Regions from separate parts of the Homo sapiens genome. Here region 2 is linked to region 1. The links are chromatin contacts, found by Hi-C or POLR2A ChIA-PET in ENCODE. All regions are on one chromosome and are shown on one strand. The core of a region is the stretch at or near the end of the contact, and the rest is flanking DNA. Distances in the headings are between cores, read along the strand shown.

The links. A loop is a pair of places that touch in the nucleus more often than their neighbours do. ChIA-PET counts read pairs that join two places held with the same protein, here RNA polymerase II (POLR2A). Pooled maps may share reads with other maps.
Region 2: a loop to region 1 is called in a map of PC-9, with 8 times the contacts of the local background. The contact joins two enhancer-like sites. A Hi-C loop is called at or near these places in 3 of 168 maps with a recorded cell type or tissue (PC-3, PC-9 and endothelial cell of umbilical vein) and 3 of 50 pooled maps. POLR2A ChIA-PET finds 5 or more read pairs at or near these places in 2 of 52 experiments (MCF 10A and PC-9).

What each region holds. Positions count from the first base shown.
Region 1 is chr1:218,374,946-218,381,409 of GRCh38, forward strand. All of the region lies in intron 1 of TGFB2 (transforming growth factor beta 2), which reads left to right. Among named protein-coding and RNA genes, the nearest start is that of TGFB2-AS1, 32 kb to the left of the region's middle. Within about 2 kb of position 2,471, at least 5 of the 41 ENCODE cell types and tissues checked have a DNase peak (open chromatin) inside an H3K27ac peak, as active enhancers do; they include PC-3, PC-9 and endothelial cell of umbilical vein, where a contact is called at or near this core.
Region 2 is chr1:218,582,241-218,588,704 of GRCh38, forward strand. No RefSeq gene overlaps it. Among named protein-coding and RNA genes, the nearest start is that of LINC02869, 75 kb to the left of the region's middle. RefSeq lists enhancers at 3,258-3,758, 3,759-4,259. Within about 2 kb of position 3,396, at least 7 of the 41 ENCODE cell types and tissues checked have a DNase peak (open chromatin) inside an H3K27ac peak, as active enhancers do; they include PC-3, PC-9 and endothelial cell of umbilical vein, where a contact is called at or near this core.

The sequences.
Region 1 (6,464 bases), core at 1,221-3,720:
GCAGGCTTCACTGAAATACTTTTAAACTACTCTCTGGGCAGTGTAGGAGGGGTTGGATTAGTACTACAGCCTTTAAACAGTTCAAAAAAAGATTTTTTTTTATTGCTAAATATCCAACAGGCTGAACGGAGGAAATTCAAGTCTAACCCTGGAGGGACCCCTGTTTAGTCATCTGTCTAGACAGACGAGTTCATATAATGGGCCTCTATGTTTCTTTTGCTTTGTATAACAGACGGTGGTCCCTTCCTTTAAACTTTGTGAAGATGTCAACCTTTGGTTTTTTTTATCCCAACCTGCTGTTGATAAGCCAAGAAAGTGACTCACACATGAGCCAACAATAACTCTTGAGTGTGACAATTAGTCTTACAATTGAGTAGCAAGAAAATATAGGATTTGCATACAGGGGACCTGGGTAAAATCCTGACTGTGTAACATCGAGAAAGTCAGTTACCCTTTCTGAACTTTTTTTTTTTTCCTAAAATGAGAGTTAATTAAAAAAAAAAAACCCAACATTATTTCTTAATGGTTCTTCAAAAGAAGAAATTATCTAACACAGAAAAATGTTTTTCACATGGTAGAGGCTGAGTAAATTGTCATTCATTCAATCAATCATTTTAAGGTGATCATTGAAGACTTTAGCATTTTTGCTTTCTTATTCTGAAAACCATAGAAAAACTAGAAATTCTAGCCCATATTTTAAATCTCATGTCAGCATACATTGAGAACAGCGAGTGCTTTTTTTTCAGTCTAGAAAAGAAGAAAAGTGGTACCAATTTCTGTGAGAGGAAGATAATATTGGAGATAGTATTTTAAAATACGGGATATTGAGGGAGGAGGGAGAGCATCAGGAGGAATAGCTAATGGATGCTGGCCTTAATACCTAGGTGATGGGATGATCTGTGCAACAAACCACCATGGCACGTTTACCTATGTAACAAACCTTCACATCCTGCATATGTACCCCTGAACTTAAGAAGTTGAAGAAAAAATATGGGATATCTATAATTTATATTCATAAGTTGAATGTATAGAATCAAAGGGAGGATTGGTGGTTGCCAGGGGCTGTAGCGAAGGGGAAATGAGGAGTTACTAATAAATGGGCCTAAAGTTTCAGTTGAGCAAGATGAATAAGATCTAGAGAGCTGCTGCACAACGTCGTACCCACAGTCAACAATAATAGATTGCACACTTAAAAATGTGGTAAGTGCGTACATCTCCCGTTAAGTGTTCTTACACAATAGAATTTAAAATATTGTTAGAAGTGAATAAGGCAGAATGACATTCTTTATCTTGTTAGGAGGGCTGGAAGCTCAGACCTTGCATGAAAGGACAATGTGTGTTAGTAATGATTTCTACAACCAGGCGGAACATCAGCCACCTCAATTCCTTGTCATTTCACTTTAAGCTCTGCCTGGATGGTTCCTGAAAACCATGACCTACAAAATTTTGTTTTATTCTATTTAATTCAGTTATAATTCACCAAGCATATACTGCCTTAAGAATTTGGTGCCTGAATTATGCAGATGAATAAAAAATGAGATAGGTAGGGATGAGTCCCTCTTGGAAGAGGCATCACCAACAGCTCAGAGAGTACTAGGACCATACAACCTAGGTTTAAGTGGAGGCCTTACTGTTTCCAGTTCCATAGCACCGGGCAAGTTCCCTCTTTAAGCCTCAGTTTCTTATCCCCCACCTAAGTGGGATGAATCCAGATGTGTACCTGACAGCTGATGTGCTCCCAGTAGCTAGTAACATTGCTTTTGCTGTTATGCTTATTCTTTTTATTGTTATTACTATATTATCCCTGCCCTCAAGTAGCTTATAGCCTATTTGTGGAGACCCATTTGTACACACTACCCTGCACAAAGCAGAAAAATTAAAAAACTGCTGAATGACATTTACAAGCAAAGTTCAATCCAAACACATAGGAAGATGGTTGGTTAATGAAACCAGCTTTGTTTGTTTTGAGACACGGTCTTGCTCTGTTGCCCAGGCTGGAGTGCAGTGGTGTAATGATAGCTCACTGCAGCCTTGACCTCCTGGGCTCAAGTGACTCTCCCACCTCAGCCTAGGAGGTTAGCTGGGACTACAGATGATGCCACCACACCTGGCTAATTTAAAAAAAAAAATTTTTATAGAGATGAGGTCTCACTTTGTTGCCCGGGCTGGTCTCAGACTCCTGGGCTCAAGGGATCCTCCTAAAGTGCTGGGATTACAGGCGTGAGCCACTGTGCCCAGCTGAAACCAACTTTTAGGAGAAGCAGTCCCTACCATGCCTAGAACAACGTGTATTTCTTAAGTGCTTAGCCACAGCCTTAAAGTGAAAGGGAAATAGAAAAATCAGCCTCCTCTTTAGCTGGTACAGGACAGAAGCAAAACATAGATATCTATGTTGATAGCATAACTTTTCACATTTTGTAGTATAGTTCATGACATTCTCAGACACTGAAATTCCATTGGAACCCAGTGCTTTACGTGGCTTTGAATATGGTATGTGTGAGTCATGTCTCTTTCAATACAACTGCAATCAATAAAAACCCCAGTAAAATGTGGTTAACCACAAGGGCATCCCTCCCCACCAGCTCCACCCCCAAATCAGCACTATGATTCATTCAATGTAGTCCTCCTCCCCCTAATGTATTTTACATTGGGAGATACTTATGCTTCCTCAGCACAAAAATCAGAAATCCTACTCTTCTGCTGGTCGCCTGCCCCTATGTTGTGCCGTCTTGCCCCACCCCCGACCCCTGGGAAGTCCAGTCGTGGCCTATACCCTGGGTAGCTGTGGCTGGGGAGAAACTCTGCCCAGTTTCATGCAGAAGCAGGACAGATGCTTCCAAAGGATGCAGTCTGAGGTCCCAGAAGACCTTACTGAGAAAAAAGTCTTTTCTTCTTTCTTACTAATATAACCCCAGCATCCATCTTCCTGTGTCTTCCTTAAATTGAATCCTGAGATGAGGCTTCCCATTTGCCACCACCTCCTTCGTTTTAATTCATTACATATATTATAGTGTGTTTGTTTGTTTGTTTGTTTGTTTGTTTGTTTTTGATACAGAGCCTTGCTCTGTTTCCCAGGCTGGAGTGCAGTGGTGCCATCTTGGCTCACTGCAACCGCCGCCTCCCGGGTTCAAGCAATTCTCCTGCCTTAGTCTCCTGAGTAGCTGGGATTACAGGCCCCTGTCACTATGCCTGGCTAATTTTGGATTTATTTATTTATTTATTTATTTATTTATTTATTTATTTAAGATGGAGTCTTGCTCTGTCGCACCAGGCACTCTATGAGTGCAATGGTGCGATCTTAGCTCACTGCAACCTCCGCCTCCCGGGTTCATGTGATTCTCCTGCCTCAGCCTCTCGAGTAGTTGGGATTACAGGCGCCCGCCACTGCGCCCAGGTAATTTTTGCATTTTTAGTAGAGACGGGGTTTCGCCATGTTGGCCAGGCTGGTTTCGAAGTCCTGACCTCAGGTGATCCGCCCGCCTCGGCCTCCCAAAGTGCTGGGATTACAGGCGTGAGCTACTGCACCCGGCCATTTTTTGGGTATTTTTAGTAGAGACGAGGTTTCACCATGTTGGCCAGGCTAGTCTCGAACTTCTGACCTCAAGTGCTCCTCCCCCCTCGGCCTCCCAAAGTGCTGGGATTATAGATGTGAGCCACCGTGCCCAGCCTGTTCATTTTGCTGTTGAGACAGAGTCTCACTCTGCCACCCAGTCTGGGGTGCAGGGACCATAGCTCACTGCAGCCTGGAACTCCTGGCCCCAAAGGATCCTTCCGCCTCAACCTCCTAGAGCGCTGGGATCACAGGGGTGCTACACCACACCCGGCCTGTTTTTTTTTTCTTATACAGAAGGGACCTGAGGAAACAATATGCATTGTGAGTGCACACCAGAGGGATAGAGAAAGGCAGACAAGGAAAGGAGAGGAAAGGCGGGTAATGGAAGAAGAGGTGTGGCAAGGGCAGCAGCCTTCACATTGCTTCCTCGCTGGGTCTGTGGCTATTACCCTCCTGAGCAGCACCTTCTCAGGCCAGCTCGGTCTAGAAAGCTGTCTGCCAGCAGATTCTAGTTGTCATCCCAGCAGTCCTTAAAACATGACCTGCCACCCACAAGGGAAATCTGGTCTCATTAGTACCTTTAATTATAAAAGCAGACCGAGAACACATGGTACATTTTCTTTCTTTCTTTCTTTTTTTTTTTTCTTTTTTAGAGACGGAGTCTCACTCTGTCACCCAGGCTGGAGTGCAGTGGTGCGATCTCGGCTCACTGCAAGCTCCGCCTCCCGGGTTCACGCCATTCTCCTGCCTCAGCCTCCTGAGTAGCTGGGACTACAGGCGCCCGCCACCACACCTGGCTAATTTTTTTGTATTTTTAGTAGAGACAGGGTTTCACCGTGGTTCGCCAGGATGGCCTCGATCTCCTGACCTCATGATCCACCCGCCTTGGCCTCCCAAAGTGCTGGGATTACAGGCGTGAGCCACCGTGCCCGGCCAGTACCTTTTCTTTATTTTTTAATTTTATTTCTTTTTCTTTCTTTCTTTCTTTCTTTTTTTTTTTTTTACTTCTGCGAGCCTGGAACATCTTTTCTTTAATTTGATGCTGTCTTTCTTCCTCTCTAATGCTCAAATCTAGCTTTCATATTTTTTCTCAAGGTTGTCATTTGACAGGAGGTTTTATTTAAAAGTTCTGAGGTTAAATACCTGGAAGATAAGATGAAGCCAGTTGAAAACAGTGTCCTTTTTCTGTTCTCATGCCTGAGAGAAGTTCAGTCAGTCCTGATTTTTCAATCGGGGTAGACCAAAGTTTAAGTCAGCTGGCTGTGATACAATCTTATTTTACCATTTTCTTTCACATGCTTTTAGTTAATGGAGGAAGCTGGGTCTTAAAATATCCAATTGCATTTAACTTCTTTTACTTACTTAAGGAACCAGTTACCCTTTGATAAGTACCTATGTCTAGTTCCTTTTATCCACAGTTGGTATTTAGTCAATAATAACAATAACAACAATAATAATACCGATGCGGTGCTTCATATACTCCAGGCACTCTTCTAAACACTTTTAGAGACATCGATATTCATTTGATCCTGGCAATAATAGGTATTATTACTCTCTTTGTTTCACATGTGAGGAAACCAAGGCAGAGAGAGATTAAATAACTTGCCCAAGCTGTGAGATAGTAGAGCTGAGACATTTACCTATCAAAGTCGCTGCCATCGTCAGCACTCACTCGCATTCATTGGAAGCTCAAGTCGGTGACCAATCATGTGTCCCTAAAGCAGCAGTACAGTGTAATGATTAAGGGCACAAACTCTGGAATGAAAATGGCCTAGGTTTGTGTGTTTGGGGACGGACATTCCACTCTAGAAGTAGATTCCACCTGGCCTAAAATGTGTAAATCACTGTGCTATCACACCAAGTTAGAAACTCACATGGTGCACACACATGCTAAGCTCCTTACAGTCTGAAACTGGCAACAGTAATCAGCATGCAAAGTTCTCTTTAGATGGCCTGTTTTTTTTTTCCTAGCTAACCCCTTTGATTAGCAAATAGTACAAATGTTTATAGAGTTGGAAGATTTTTAATATCTTTATTTGAATTGCACAAAGCAGCCAAATGTAGTTTGGCCCTAGGCTGCAGAGTATATGTGTCCGGGTGCCAAGAAGCAACTGCACTCCGCCTGGGATGCCAAGCATTCCAGACCTGTTACCTTGTAAGTGTAATATTTACCAGATTTTTGCTTCATCTGGAGATGAAGAGCAGAGATGAATAGAGTGGGGGTGGGTCAGGCTGCTGGGAAGGGAGCTCAGTGTTGAGAGGAATCCCTGAATGAGTAGGTAGCTGGGAAGGGAACAGAGATTTGCCAGAAAAAGCCCTTTTGCTGGCAACTTGGAATCTAGGAAAAAATAACAGAGGCTAACATGCTGGGGTGCTTACCATGTGCCAGGCATAGTGCCAAATGTTCTGCTTTCATGAGCCTATCTCATCCTTTCAATTCTATGAGATAGATGCTATTATTATCCCTACTTTGTAGATGGGAAAAGTGCAGCTGAGAGAGTTAATTACCCAAGATCAATTCTCTTCTGTTCCAAGGTCTCTTTGTTACTTTAGTAAAACTAGTACAGAGCAAGGAATGACAGTGCATCAAGCCGAACCCCAACAAGTCAAGGCACTTACAGTATCTTCTGTTGGTTCTTACTTTCTCTAACCTTCGCAACTGCCCTGAAAGTTAGGTGTTGTTAACATTTTACAGACGAGGAAACTGAGGCCTTAGAGCTTAAGATATTTGCCAAAGGCACATTTTTGTTTTTGTTTTTGTTTTTTTTTTTTTTTGAGACAGAGTCTCGCTCTGTTGCCCAGGCTGGATTGAAGTGGCACAGTCTTGGCTCACTGCAAGCTCCGCCTCCCGGGTTCACGCCATTCTCCTGCCTCAGCCTCCTGAGTAGGTGGGACTACAGGCAACCGCCAC
Region 2 (6,464 bases), core at 2,146-4,645, 210 kb after region 1:
GCTGTTTGTCCTATCTGTTTACTGTGATCTTTTCTCTTTTTTTCTTGCATTCTTTTTTTGATCAATAGTATATTTTTATATTCAATATTAATTCCTACTATCTTTCTAGCTACATATTATTTTACTATTGTTTTAGCGGTTGCTGCAGGGATTACAGCACATCCTTGACTTATAGTTTTACCAGTTCCAGGAAAGCAAAAGTGTTTGAAACACTTTAATGTCATTGGTTTTGCCTTATGTTCTGCATTATAATTTTTATACATTTGGTTCTATGTATATGTCAAGGTTCACCATACATCATCATTGTGTATTGATACCGATTTAGAGGTACTCACTGGTTTAACCTTCCTTTGATCCTTTATTTCTTCCTGTATTTCTATGTATCCATCAGGGATTACTTTCTTCTACATTAAGATGTCCCTTTCATTTTTATTAGAGGATGGGTCTGCTGGTAACTAACTCCATTATTGTGTTTCTGAAAATGCATTTGTCCTACCTTTACTTTTGAAGAATAATTTCACAAGGTAAAGAATTTAATTCTATTGTCAACTGACTTCCATTATTTATGTATTTCTGTTGAGTAGTCATCTGTCAGTCTTTTTGTTCCTTTCTTGGTTTTACTCAACACACCCTGACCCCACTGCCTTTTAAAATAGGTTTTACTCTTTCTGATTCACTATAAGCAGCCTTATTATATTGTATGTAGATATGATTTTATTTGTGTTTATCTTGCATGGTTCTCATAGTACTTCCTGATTCTGTGGCTTGATATGTTTCCTTGGTTTAGGAAATTATATGGAGATTACCCCTTTAATGTGGTTTTTCTTAGGTGTTGTTTGTCCTCTCTATTTCTGGGATTCAAATTTTTAGATTTCTTTACTGTGCCTTATGTGTTTCTTATGCTCCTTTTTTCGTATTTTCTCTCTTTTTTGGTTTTCTGCTTCTACCTGGATATTTTCTTTTCTACTGATCTAACTTCTAGTTAGTTCTCCTCTCTGCCGCTAAGTCAAATCAGGTTTTAAAATCATATATTGAATTCTTAGTTTTAATTATTGCATTTTTTGATGCTAGAGTTTGCATTTGATTCATATGTATGTATATATGTATAATATACATGTAGATAGATAGATTTGAGTTCTAAGATGAAATTCACAGTCTTATCTATGTTTGATAACTCCAAAAATTGGGTCACATGGGTATATTTTTATTTTTTGTTTTTTTTTTTCTTTTTTCTTTATACTGTTTCCATATGCCTGTTAAGTATTGATCAAGTGCTGGGAAAATTAAATGTGGTAGATCACCTTATTCCAATCAGAGAGTAAGCTGACTTGCAGCTGACTCAGTTGTAACTTTTGTAAAGCTCTATTTATTTGTGATTTGTCCCTGCTCCTAGAGTATGGTTTTCTAGGAGTCACAACTGCTCTTTCTCGGTAAACCCAAAAGTATAATTTTTGCCTCATTTTCATTATATGATTCTAGAAAACACTGTTTTTTATCATCTTTTTCAGTTTAGCTACTTAGCTTCTAGCCCAGAGTAGCATAAGGATTCAGCAAATGTCTTGAGGGGAAAAAAAAAAAAAAAAAAAACAGAGTGTCATTCCCCGTGTCTCCCTTCTCATTAGGTTTTGGCCTCTCAATGCCTGGTTTCCTTGGTAGGCTCAAACTGTAGTATTTGTCTCCCTGGTCCTGTAATATTGCTCAAGACTGCTGTCTTCTCTGTGTCTTAGCAGCACCCCTTTGCTTGAATTCTTAGGCTTTTGTTCTATACTGAGAATCAGCCAGTGCTCCTTAGGGGATATACCTTGAAGAATATCAACTCATCTGTCTGAGATTCCTTTGACTTCAGGATCTTAACTCCCCAAATTTTTATTGCCTTTGCAGATCACCAATGACTTTAAGTTAAACAAAACTGTTTTCTATTTTATCTGGCCTTGCTAGTTCTTCTGAGCTGAAATGTCCAGAAGAACTAGCTGGGCTGCAACTATTTTACCATAACTGAAGGCCAAAATCATGCTTGAGACTCCTTGAAAATGTGTTTGAGTGTGTGTGTTTTTAAAAATTTGAAATATAGTATTTTTTCTTTCCTCTTCCTCCTCAAAACAAGTTTCTCTCATACATTAATTTGCACAACATGCAAACAGTAAGTTCAAAAGCTAGCAATTGTGTTCAAGTGGATGAAGGTCCAGCAAATATTTTATCTTTTCAGGGGGACCCCACATCCACACACCATGCTTCTGACAGTTAGTGAGTGCAGGCTATGGACATTGCACATTTATTTCTAACAATAACTTCTTACCTTCCCTGCTCTGTTCTCAGTCTTAAGCCTACTTCTCCTTTATTCCTTATCTCTATCCCATTGTCAGCCAAATTCTTGCTCTTTGGACTCTAGTTTACTTAATGCAGTTTAGTCCAAGGTTTTTGCAAATGGTATTGGATTAGAGTCCCCTTATGAAGTAGGCTTTTAAAATGTTAGTAAGCTTGTTACGAATGCAGGTTTCTAGGCTTTGGCCACAGATCCTGAGTCATAGTTGGTCTGAGATGAACCCTAACAATTTGTATTTTTAGTAAGCACCCTAGCACCCTTGAAACACTGAGGAGTATTCAGGATATCCTACGTTGGCTCCCACCCCAGGGCCTCACACTCTGGTACTGGCTGACTTCACCAGTTCTCAGGTCTGGTCTGCCCAGGGCCCCGAGAAGGGACATTACTCACTGTGAGTTTTACTAATGTGGTTTTGTGCTATTTGAAGTGATCCCTGCCCTCTGGGGAAAAATAATCAGAGGATTATATAGAATTATCTCCCCCAAAGGCTATGAGGACATAGTCCATTATCCACCTTAGGTGGCAATATGGTGGATTATGTGGCATTTCATCTTTGCTACTCTCTGACTCAGAATATTTAGAATGTAAAGTTAAACCCAGAAACACCTGCCATTGATTGTCTGAACTATTCTTGGGCAATCTGGAAAACCCTTTCTCATCTGATACACATAGTCTCCCCAACATTTTAAGCTATTATTTGGAACATTTCTATTCTTTGTTTTATACTTAAGACTGTGAGCCAAGCCAAGAAGACATTTTTGTATTCCCCTGTCTCCTCCCTACCAGTGTTGGAGGAACGTCAACATGAAAGAAGAAGGGATATTATTTAGGGTGGCCTAAGGGGTAATAAGTAGGATTAATGGGATGAAATTGAGCAAAGGAAAATTTAAAGTGAACATCAGGAACATTTTCCGAAGATTGAAATCAATGATCCTGTGGAATTAAGATCCCAGGGGAGGTTGTGGGAGCCCTATTACTTGAATCAGTTCGAACTAGACTGGGCTAAATATTTGAATATAATCCTACCTTGGCAGAGAGTAAACCTGCAATAGCTGGAAGATGGAAAAAATGACCTAATAGGTCTTTTCCATCCCTGACTTCTATGAGTCATCCAATGTATGCTGTTATGCGTCACACAGCCGGCCAGACCCAGGTCATTCACTATACATTTCAGCCACAAAATCCTCAGATTCTGACTGAGCCCCAACTAAACGGCTACCTCGGCAGAGACTGAGGGTCCCTTTGGGATTTCTGGTTAGTTTATAATCAATTAAATATCAGAAATGAATGCAGAAATAAGTCATAGAAGCAGAGGGTGGTGAATAATTGAGTTCTTGTCCCTACCCTCTGGGAGGGTCACCCTCAAGGCTTTGCAGACAGTCAGAAATCTTTCCACTGCAGTTGTTGTCTGTAACTCCGCCTCTCAGGCTTGGCTGGCCTCTGGATTGTGCTGGGGCAGCCACTGCCCTCTTAACTGCTGATGGCAGGCAGACCCACCTCCTGCTGTGGCTCGGGGCCTGCTGTGGCCTTTTCTGCAGACATCACTGCCCTGCAGCGGCAGCATTAGCGTAAGGTCATTTCCTCTCGTGCCCCTGCCAGAGGAATCAGCCCTCAGGAGCATTGCTTCAGGTCTGTCAGCCCACATGAGTCCCAGAGCATTTTCTTCAAACATTATTATTATTATTAGCTGCATCCTTTCTTCAAATACAACTTTAGGAGAATATCTAAAGCTGACAAAAGCAACATTCCTTTGGTTTAAACAGGGAAGGGGACGGAGGACTCCCAGGAACTTCCTTCCTGGCCACCGCCCTGCTTCATGCCTCTTCCCCTTCATTGAGGAACAGATAGAAGCCACCATGAGGCACAGATTGAAAACACTCCTCTAGGCCCTTGCATGTATTTTCTTGCCATTTTATGCTCAATAAAACCCACAAAGCCTGAATGAAACGATTGCTGCAGCTCTAGGCTTTACAGAGCCTCCTGACAAGGCATCTGTTGTAGACATTGGTTATATATTCTCTCTTTTCCCTCCTCTGTTTGCTTAAACGCCCATGTAGCTGGTGGCTGGGAAGTGATTAGAGAAGATTGTAGAAAAGGAGGATTGGCTACTGGTGCTAACAACTTGTGTTTCACGTTAATTACATTAGACCTTAACCATTGCTTTTCCTTCTTTTGCATTTTCTCCTCTCTCTGGTGTTGTTTTGTGTAACTTCAAGTTGGCCCTAAATATGCATTACCACCTGATATTCCTAGACAGGCATGGAAATATGGAGGCATGCATACTGAGCTTTAGCACTGTAGCTTTAGGAAGTGCAGGCAGCATCTATTGCTCCCCCTATGGCAGTGGTCCCCAGCGTTTTTGGCACCAGGGACCGGTTTCATGGAAGACAATTTTTTCATGGATGGGGTTGCTGGGTTGGAATGGTTTCAGATGAAATCGTTCCACCTCAGATCAATGGCATCAGTTAGATTCTCAAAACAATTGCTCAATCTAGATCCCTTACATGTGCTGCTCACAATAGGGTTTGCACTCCTATGAGAATTGAATGCCACTGCTGATATGACAGGAGGTAGAGCTCAGGCAATAATGCTCGCTTGTCTGCCACTCACCTTCTGCTGTGTGGCCCATTTCCTAACATAACACGGACTGGTACCAGTACGTGGCCAGGGTGTTGGGACCCCTGCCTTAGGGGATGTATTAGACTCATCTCCTACACCGAAAGTGGCCTCCATGTTTTAGTTTTCTAACTCATGATTTTCAAAGCATCCTTAGCTAAAATATGGAATTCTTCCAACTAATTGGGAGATAAATAAATGGATTTGAATTCAAGTCTACTTGATGTGAAACCTATTTGATATCAGACTCTTAACCCCTGCATTGTTCTTGCTCTCGCTTAACTACAAGACCTGCAAAACAGAGGGAATTTGAATTCTGTATTTCTGGCGTACACCTACTCTGTGTGGGGCTTCCTTGGTGCAGCCAGGTAAAGAACGTCACCGGATTCGTGTTTATGTCTTTCTTCCTCTGACACTCCTTCTTTGGTGCTTTAAATTTCAAACAATTCGAGATTCAGAGAGAGGACTTAGAGGGTCAAGTCATGTGTCCTTTCTGGATCCCTGGGTAACTCTTTTTCCTATTGTTTCTCTCAGTAACCAGACATAATCTCCCCCATTATCCGGAGATAAGTACTGCCCTTAACTAAAACCTAAGGCTGTTTACTTATTTTGTTCCTTTCATAATTTCCCACCTTCATGAAAAGGAAGCTTTGAGTTAGGAGCAAGTGATGGGGCACAGGCATCCTAGACCTAGAGCGAGAAGGGCCACCAATGAGCCTTTAGTTCCTTACTGCCTTTACTGAATGAGAAAAAAGAAACCTAAAGAGAGGTTATGTGGCTCACATCCTTAAATTAGAGAATTAGGAGTGAATTAAGGTTTGACGTCAAAGTCCACAATTTTTTTCTCCTTGTTACTCAGAGAAAGAGAGACATAGGGTTAGGGCCTGAGCTTGAGGAAAATGTGGCAACTTTTAGAGAAAAGGTTTGTGTAGAAACGTTCTCAGAGGGCAATCTTTTATGAGTCAGTCCTCAGAGGGCTTTCTGTGAACACATCAGAGACATATGGATTACAAACATTTAAGATCCATATGGGTTAGAGAACAGAGACAGGGGAAAAATTTTGGCAAACACATTTGCTTTTTTAATATATGTGTGTGCCTGTGCCTATATATGTATACATATATTATCAAATTTAAAACACTTGAAAAGCAATCCCAGGCGTTTCAGCCTAAACCACAGAGTGGCTCATCCATCCCCACTAATAAGTTCCAATCCTTCTGTTGTGTGGTCTTTCCATTCCATGGGTTAGGACCCTGTAAGTCTGTTATACTTCAACCTGAATCCTGCCTGTTTTATACATTTTTAAAGATAGGTATAAAGAGACCAAATCTCACACTCCCATACAGGAACCCAACTCCCAGGAGTCAGCATTTAGCAGAATAGCTTCTTTGTGTTTTAAAATGTTTTAAGTCCACTTATAAATAAATTGGGCTATACCAGTGCTTTTGTAACGCACATTGTGAAAAATGAACGGTCAGCTTAAAATAGATTTTATTTTACTGCCAAGTGCATTATGTAAAAAATG